Linked DNA regions of Homo sapiens: region 1 is linked to region 2. A link is a contact called in ENCODE Hi-C data. All regions are on one chromosome and are shown on one strand. The core of a region is the stretch at or near the end of the contact, and the rest is flanking DNA. Distances in the headings are between cores, read along the strand shown.

What was found. Hi-C counts contacts between places; a loop is a spot of excess contacts on that map.
Region 1: a map with no recorded cell type shows a loop between it and region 2 (1.9-fold over the local background). The contact joins the promoter of KRT36 here to the promoter of KRTAP4-2 in region 2. A Hi-C loop is called at or near these places in 2 of 37 single-sample maps with no recorded cell type.

What each region holds. Positions count from the first base shown.
Region 1 is chr17:41,487,557-41,492,225 of GRCh38, forward strand. KRT36 (keratin 36) reads right to left here and starts at 2,354. Exons shown (of 7, transcript NM_003771.5): 1 at 1,850-2,354; 2 at 1,086-1,168; 3 at 687-843; 4 at 20-181. The coding sequence starts at 2,308.
Region 2 is chr17:41,176,246-41,180,438 of GRCh38, forward strand. It overlaps KRTAP4-2 (keratin associated protein 4-2), which reads right to left and starts at 1,976. Exons shown (of 1, transcript NM_033062.4): 1 at 1,201-1,976. The coding sequence starts at 1,919. The coding sequence ends at 1,509.

The DNA.
Region 1 (4,669 bases), core at 1,104-3,603, 310 kb after region 2:
CAGGGCACCCCAGCCCCACCTGGGTGTTGAACCAGGCCTCCACATCTCTGCGGTTATTCTCCACCAGGGCCTCGTACTGGCATCTCATATCCTCCAGGATCTTGTTGAGATCCACTGGGGGAGCAGCGTCCACCTCCACATTCAGTCGGTCCCCAAGTTGGCAACGGAGTACACTGACTTCCTGCAGAGAGGAGGCAAGACGGCATGAGGTTGTGAAAAAGATGCTGGATTGCAGGTTTCAATGACCTGAATTCAAACCCTCTTCCCTCAGTCACCAGCTGCATAGCATTAGACAGGATACTTAAATATCTCTGAGCCTTGGTCTCCTTCTCCGTATATACCTACCTCCTTCTATGGGATATTTGTGAGATGATACAAACCCTAGGCAAATTAAATTGCTGTTATCAGGCACTAGAGCCCAAATAGACATGTAGTGTTATGGGCAAAAGTGTAGACCCTCTATGACCTTAGGCAAGCAACTTAACCTCTTTGTGCCTAAGTTTTCTCATCTGTAAAATGGAGCTTGTAACAGTTTATAATTCTTGGGATTATTGTAAGGATGAAATGAAACGAGAATGAAATGCAAGGCCTTTGTATAGTTCCTGCCGCACAGAAAACTGAAAGCCCAGCAGTGGCTTCCTAAGCTGGATGGGAAACACTGGGAAGTCACATGGCACCAGCCTCACCTCCTCGTGATTCTTCTTGAGGCACATCAGCTCCTCCTTCAGGGACTCCACCTGAGCCTCCAGGTCAGCCTTGCACAGGGTCAGCTCATCCAGGATCCTACGCAGGCCGTTGATGTCGGCCTCCACTAGCTGCCGCAGAGACAGCTCTGTCTCATACCTGCACACACAGAACCCTGCCAAGTCTGCAGCAAAGGAAACCACACACCAGCAGGGACCCCTGCCCTACTGTCCAGCTGCAGTGGCTGACGGGATCAGGAGCATGACACTCCTTTCCCCTGAGGTCCAGGGCTCATGCCACATTTTCCCATCCAGCCTTATTCCCACATCACCAGCTCCCAAAGGCAGGGGACAGAGGCAAGGGAGTGGCATGGCAAACCTTCCCTGATCAGGCCCACTCACTTGGTCCGGAAGTCGTCAGCAGCCAGCTTGGCATTATCAATCTGCAGGACCAGCCTGGCATTCTCAGACTTAGTCAGCAGGATCTGGGGAACAAGAGGCTTCCCATAAGCTACAGGAGGCCCAGCAGTGTGGGGGCAGGTAGGGGGATAGCTCAGCTCACAGAGGCCATGCCACTGTGTACCACCAGCCCCTTCACCATTTCCAGCCCTGAGCCACACCCCAGGTGTGGGGGGAGCATCCACCCCACAGGGGCATCCCGAGGATGTCAGTGACCATCAGTCCTGGCGCCTGTAGCCTTCAGAGTGGCACAGCAAGATACACCAGGGTGAGGCAGACCTGAGTTCAGGTTCTGCATCTAACACTGAGCCTGTGTGCTCTTGAGCAAGTTGCTGAACCCCTCAAAATTCAACTTCCACATCTGTCAGATGGGTCCAGTAATACCAATCTCTCCAAGATGAAGAATAAATAAGCCAGGGAATAGGAAAGTGTCAGGCACAGTGCTGTATCCGGTAGGGGCTTGGTACATGTTCCTTCCCTTCCTACAGCAAGGGGAGGGGGGTGAGGAACGGCTGGCAACAAGGTACAAGCAAGAGACCAGCAGAGAAGCCTGGGTCCCCCAGGAAACCAAAGCCCTAGAGAGAAAAGTTTGCCCTACCAGGAGAATTCCCTAAAAGCTACCGTCCCATCTGGAAAGGCCCTGGAATGAGACAGACGCCTCCTAAGAGTTGGGCTGCTCAGCTGGAAAGGGGCCAGGTCTCCCTCACCTTCTGCTGGAAATCTTCGATGGTCTTGAAGTAGGACTGGTAGTCTGGGCAGATGTATGGGATCTGAAACTCGTACCACTCCTGGATGCGGCTCTCCAGCTCCGCGTTCTCCCGCTCCAGCTGACGCACCTTCTCCAGGTAGTTGGCCAGGCGGTCGTTCAGGAACTGCATAGTCTCCTTCTCGCTGCCGTTGAAGGAGCCCTCGCAGAACCAGCCCCCGCTCCCCACAAAGCCAGAGGTGTGGCACTCAGAAGACAGGTAGGAGCCAGGCAAGCAGCTCCCAAGGCCAGAGAGGCCCGACCTAGCAGAAGAGATGTACCCTGCAGCACCGGCGAGACTGGGGACCCTGCAGGAGCCCACAGAACGGATGGAGGACACCCGAGAGATGCCGCCTGCTGTGCCACAGAGGCCCTTGATAGACCCAGTGGAGAAGGTAGGGGTGCAGGTCTGGGTGGCCATGGTGCTAGCAGAGGAAGGTTGCAGCTTAGCAAGGAGCTCAGGTTCTGGACTCTCAAGGCCTCTATGGAGCATTTATGTACACTCACCATTGGGTGTTGGCATGGTACACATCTCTTGCTCTTGGGAAAGCCTGTTCCTACCCCAGATAGCTAATATTAGAATGTGATTTTTGCTACCCATCCGGAACCCCATGCCTTGTAAAAAAAAAAAAAAAATCAAATCGTTGAATTTGGTTTGCTAAGTCAGGACTCTCCACTGTTGTCATTTCCTAGCAGAATATGAGTTTTATTGCCTCTTCAAAGAGTCTCTGCACCAGATCCCATAAATCGGGAGTGGCTGCACGAATGACATTTGGTTCCTGCTTTCTCCACCTCCCTTCCCCTGGGGATCCTCATCTGTCCCTTGTCACTTCCATCCACTGCTGCCACGCCTCATAGCTGCTCACCCCTGCCTGGGCTACTGGGATGGTAAAAGGGAGCAAAGGAACTAAAATTCAGGGAGCACCTGTGATGTACCAGGCTCATTGTTATTTCATTTACACCTCGTAACAACCCTAGGAGGTGGCTGATTTTATCTTCATTTTTACCAGTGTGGAAACTGGGGCTCCGAATGGTTTAATAGCTTGCTCAGTGTGAACAGGAAGTGACTGGCAGAGCTTGGGTCTGAAACTAGGGCTCTCAGACACCAAATCCTACTTCCTTGCCCCACTGCTTCCCCACACAACTGGAGTCAAGTCTGGGTACCCAGAATTTAGGGACAGGAGACATAGTTCAAATCCTGGCTCTGCTACTAATTTGCCCTGTGATACTGAGCACATCATTTCCTCCCTGGGAACCTCAGTGTTTTCACTGGAACAGTAGAGATTGTCCTTCTGTCCCGCCTGCTTCACACAGATATAAGGAGGATCGAACAAGAAGTGAAAGTGTTTTGCAAGCCACTGGGTCCTGCAGAAGTGTTGGTTGGTTAGGTTAGGTTAGGTTAGGTTAGGTTAGGTTAGGTTAGGTTAGGTTAGGTTGACAGTCTTTGATGATGGTTTATGGCTGTGACCAGCAAAGGTTCGTGAGTGTGAGCATTCACATGGCACTGCTGAGAATGGTCTGTCTGCCCACTGGGCACAGCAGGGTGGCAGTGGGAGAAGGAGATGCCCCATAGCCAGTCCCTCAGTCAATGAACACATCATCACAGACTCCTGCTATTATGGAATCTGCATGCTTGGATCACTGGGCAGAGCTGGAGGGCAGTTTCCTTTGTGGCCGTCAGCTTTTTGAACCTCATGGGTAGAATCAGGACCCTAGAACAACCTGCTCTGACCCTCCTGGTCCCTTAACAGGTCACAGAAATGGCCAATGGCAGACTCTTTGGACAGAGGAGGAATACAAAGAAAAAAGCTAAATACTGCCAGATAGTTAAGCAAGCCGAGAGAGAAGAACCTGAGAATTGGGGACCAAAGATAAACCTGGGTCTTCCGCCTTGAAACATGGACTTTCCCAAGGCTTGGGAAACCTGCTCACTCTGCCCCCACACACGCTTGGTTTGCAAAGCTGGCGTTTATGGAAGCATTTATGTGCTTCTAAGGTTGTAATTTGCCAACCTCTTAAAATGTTTTATAAGCTTCTCTCTGAAATTATCCAGGGAGGATTGGCTGTGGTGAACATGCCTCTCCCAGCAAGGTGGACACCTTGACAAGATGTCCAGGAGCAGCTGGCAGTGGACCCCGTGCAGCCCCTCTGGGAGCAAGAGCACAGCATCAGCCCTCCAGAGCACCAGCTGCCCCAGCAATGGCTTCCTCACAGCCACCCAATCTCCCCAGTTCTCCTGGCAGGGCCTAGGATTGGATTGTCATGGGGTTTCCCAACCTCAGCCCTTCGTGCCAGGTCATTCTTTGTTGTTTAGGGCTCTCCTGTGCTTTGTAAAATGTGTGGCAGTATCCCTGGACTCTACCACCAGATGCCAGTAGCCACCCCCTGCCCCAGTGTTGACAACCAAAACTGTCTACAGACATTGCCAAATGTTCCCCGGGTTAGGAGTCAGGGGGCAAAACCACCCCCAGTTGAGAACCATTGGACTATCAGGACCAAGACTGGGGCTCCGACCCAACCTCCCCTAAGCACCCCTGACTTTATTTTCTGGGACAACTAGCGTGGAGTCTGGCTGTCTCTGTTGGGCCCACTCAGGCAAGTCCTCAATACACCCATGCCTCGGTTTCCCTTGTTCATGACACAGCGTGCTTGTCCTGCAAAATGGGCCATAGGGCAGCCCTCACCAAGCCCTTTGCAGAGCTCTTCTCTGTTCGGGATCTCTGGCTGGTAGGCATCTGAAGTTAATATTCTCATTTTCTTTTTTGTTTTAACCCCTGTACTG
Region 2 (4,193 bases), core at 726-3,225:
GCATCCTCTTCCTCTCCCACAGGGTGGGCCATAGCTAGTGGTAACTGATGTAGGATTGTAAAGTTCCAACGACCTTACCTCTCAGAAAGATGGGTCTGTAATACCATTCACACTCTAGAGCTTCCTGTGGGGTCAAATGACAATAAAATCCTTTTGGGCTTAGCCTCTTCTACAATCCTATTCTGTTTCCGACATTTCCTTACTGATTTCTCCTGAGAGCATTTTCTTATAAAAGTCACTTGTGCAAACATCCTGTTTTAGATCTTTCTTTGGTGCCTCCAACTTAGCAGCATGGCTCAGGGTGAAACCTTTTTCAATATAGCCTTTTTTAGGATGAGAATCACCAACACGGTGGTTGTGTCCTATCCCTCAGATAAAACGATGTGAAGAAAAAAACAATCAAAGACAACTAGTTTAAAAGCAAACATGCATATTGAAATAAAAACTTTAAAAATTAAAATTCTTAAAAGAAGACCAAAAAAGTAAATGAACAAATAATAGAAAAAAATTGTAATGCGCAAAAATTGAAAAGAAAAAAAACAGCAAAATGTTCAGAGGTGTCCATTCAGGTGACAGTAAACTCAAGAGTTGATCAAAATCTATGGTAACCATTCATATTGTACAAAAACATTTTGAAGGACACTAATACTGAGATTAGGAATGCTGCTGTTTTAGATTGTGTGCTCTCTGGGGCAAACCCACAAAAGAGGATCTGAGAACATGTGGTATATTTGGACGATTAACCCAAGAAACACTGGAGGAAACTTGAAGAATGACCCTGGGAAGGAGGGAAAGTCATTATAGAGTGAGTTCATGATCAGAATGTTCCTGCAGGCATCTGGTATAAATCCCGCTGAAGACCTCTGGAAGACTGGTTTGACATACCCCCCACTGGAGGGAAACAAGCCAGGGCATATATTACCAACTCCCACTCATTCTCTGAGTGCTGTTCCTAGAGGCTTTAAGTCTCCAGCCCAGAGTTTGCTCCTTTATCCAGAGAAAGTCCTCAGGTAGAGAGTTCCAGGTGCCTGCTCTAAGGAACCATTTTCCTATGTTTGAATGGAGAGTGCTGATAGGATAGAGGTGGAGCCCCTGATATCATCTGCTGTGGTCTTCTCCCTCTGCAGGGAAGAACATCAGAAAATTTGACAGGTAAGGATGAGAATTCAAGAAGGAAAAATGAGACACAATGCCCGTATATTATTTGTATGCCTCAAAAATTAAAATTTATTTAAGATAGAGGAATAGCTCCATGTGATAAATTATGGTAGAGAGCAAATATTTCAATTCAGGGAACATGGGGTTGACATATTTCAGAGAAAATTCAAACTTGTATTCATTTGGTAGAGGGTAGCAACATAGTGTTTGGTGAGCATATTTGGAGGCCAAACTCAATCCAAGAATTGGTTGGAACTGAGGTTGTCCAATTGGCCTTGCATGATTCAGTTCACAGGTGGATCATATCAAGAATGCTGGTTAATAAAGGCAGGTGAGTATAGGTGAGGGCATCAGCAGCAAGAGCCACTAGAGCAGGTTGGGCGGCAGCAGGTGGACACACAGCAGCTGGGGCGGTAGCAGGTGGTCCTGCAGCAGGTGGTCTGGCCACAGCTGGGGCGGCAGCAGGTGGGCTGGCAGTACACAGACTGGCAGCACTGGGGTCTGAAGCAGCTGGACACACAGCAGCTGGGACGGCAGCAGGTGGTCCTGCAGCAAGTGGTCTGGCAGCAGCTGGGGCTGCAGCAGGTGGGCTGGCAGCACACAGACTGGCAGCACTGCGGTCTGCAGCAGCTGGACACACAGCAGCTGGGGCGGCAGCAGGTGGTCCTGCAGCAGGTGGTCTGGCAGCAGCTGGGACGGCAGCAGTTCTCTAGGCCACAGCCCTGGTCAGAGCACACAGAGCCACAACAGGAGTTGACCATGGTGTCAGAGGGTGGAGGTTCTGGGTGGATTTCCAGGAAGGTGGGTTTGGAAGGTTTGGAAGTTTCCTTGCCCCAGATCCTCTTTTATACCCTGCTAAGGCCTGATGTCATCAGATGCAACACTCTTTCCTTGTTATTATTTGTCCTGATATGTAGGCAATTATCAAATTAGGCAAGTTTGTTGTTCTGGTTAACTTATCCACATAGATGGAAACACTGTCTCCTTTCCCTAATGTGTTAGGACTCCTTAGCTCAGCTCTTCCTGAACCACCTCCTGTGTCTCTCTTACTATAGCTTCCTCCTAGAGCAGCCATGTGACATCTGCCTGTAAGCACATACTATGTGCTTCAGTCTCATTTGCTTAACACATCATGACTACTCTTGGGTGATTACTATTCTTACAGGCCCTTGACTCTTTCTGGTGACTCAGGAGGATAAAGCTGCATTTCAGTCTGATGGCTCCTTCATTATGGGTCAGATGGCCTGTGAAGGTTTCAGTGTGAAACAGATTTCAGTGTGAAACAGATGACCACTGGTGTGAGAACGAGAACACCGTAGGACCTATCGCTTTTTTATCTTCCGCACTCTGAATTGTGACCCATTTTCTAGACCTTCTGATGAGAAATACAGAGCTGTTTTAAGGTGGAAAACTAAGCTGTGAAAGTTTGATGTTTCCTTTTCTACAGAAACAACCCTCCAAAATTCAGATTCAGGGCCTCTTGGGGAATGTTGGCTTCAGAGAACAGCTATACTTAAAGGTCCAAGTCCCTCATTTTTTTGCTCCCTGGGGCAGATTTTCCTTGTGACTTTGCCTTTCTGCCTTCCTAGCTCTAACAGGGCACATGAGCTCATCTCTCCAGGTTCCAAAATTTTCTGGCCAACCCAAATTAGATGACTCAGTATCCTTTGCTTGCTCTAATTCGCTCCCAGCCCTCTTGCTTTCTCTGCTGAATTGCTGGGCCTTGAAGATGTCCTATACTCTGCTGCTTCCTTATAGAAGTTGTTGATCCAATTTCACACTTTACATCTTTGTTTTCAAAAAATAAATCAATAAAGAGAGAAAGAAAGCAGAAAACAGGTATCAAGAACAAAGGATATCAGCCTATATTTTTTCATGTAGGGATGGCTGACTATTGTTTCAAAAATGTGCTATGTTGTCAATTCATTAACTCATCAGTTAATAAATATATATGTATTTCCCCACCCCTGAGGAGTCAAGGAACCCAGGGAAGGGGGTGGAAAAATGTCTGACTTACCATGATAGAAATGTTTTATGAACTGGGCAGCCTCTGCAGATAATCAGGGGAGGAGTTTCAGTGTAAGCTGGTGTTTCTGAGGGAGATCCAAGAACCAGATGGAGGGGATTGGATGAATGAGGGAGATTCCCTTTCTTCTCTCAGGTGCTTATAAGTCTAATAAATCAAATTGTGGTGTTCTTATGATGCTGCTATGTTCCAAGCCAGTTCCTACTCCTGCCCTGGCCCTAATTTCCAGGTGATTCAAGCAGAATGAAAACAACTTGGGCTCCCAAGTGAACCCCTGCTTGGTGCGCTGGCTGGTGTTCTGAGCCTGCACTGTTCTCTGGCTCTGATGTACCCAGACATCATATTTTATTGAGGGATGAAAGTGGGTTCCATGATGCTGTGGAATTAAGACCCTGTGAGCCCCATGGTGGTGTACGAGAACAACTCTAAGATTTCCAGGAGACCTTGTATTCTGGAAAAGAATCGTGCCCTTGAGAAGCCGTGACGATTGGTGCCTGCTGATGATTCAGTAGAGATCACTTTATATTAACTATTTTTCTTCATGATGTGAGTGTGTGTGAGTGTGTGTGTGTGTGTGTGTGTTTTCCTTAAGATAAATTTACATTATATTTAGGAATCTCTCACGATTTCTTCTAGTACTTTAACAATTTCATTTTTTCTACCTCTACTCAGCTATAATTGAAATATAAAATTGTATGTATATAAGGTGTACACCCTGATGCTCTGATATGTATATATTGTGAAATTATTGTCATGATCAAATTAGTTCACCTCCACCACTTCACATAGTTACCATTTTTTGAGTGTGTGTAGTGAGAACATTTTAGATCTAGTCTTTCAGCAAATTTTAAATATACAATACAGTGTAATTAACTACAGTGACCATGCTGTACATTAGATCCTCAGAACCTATTCTTCTTATAAATGAATATTTTCTCCCTTTGACCAACATTTCCTCATTTCCTCCATCCACAACCTTTGACAATCACCATTCTACCCTCTGTTTCTA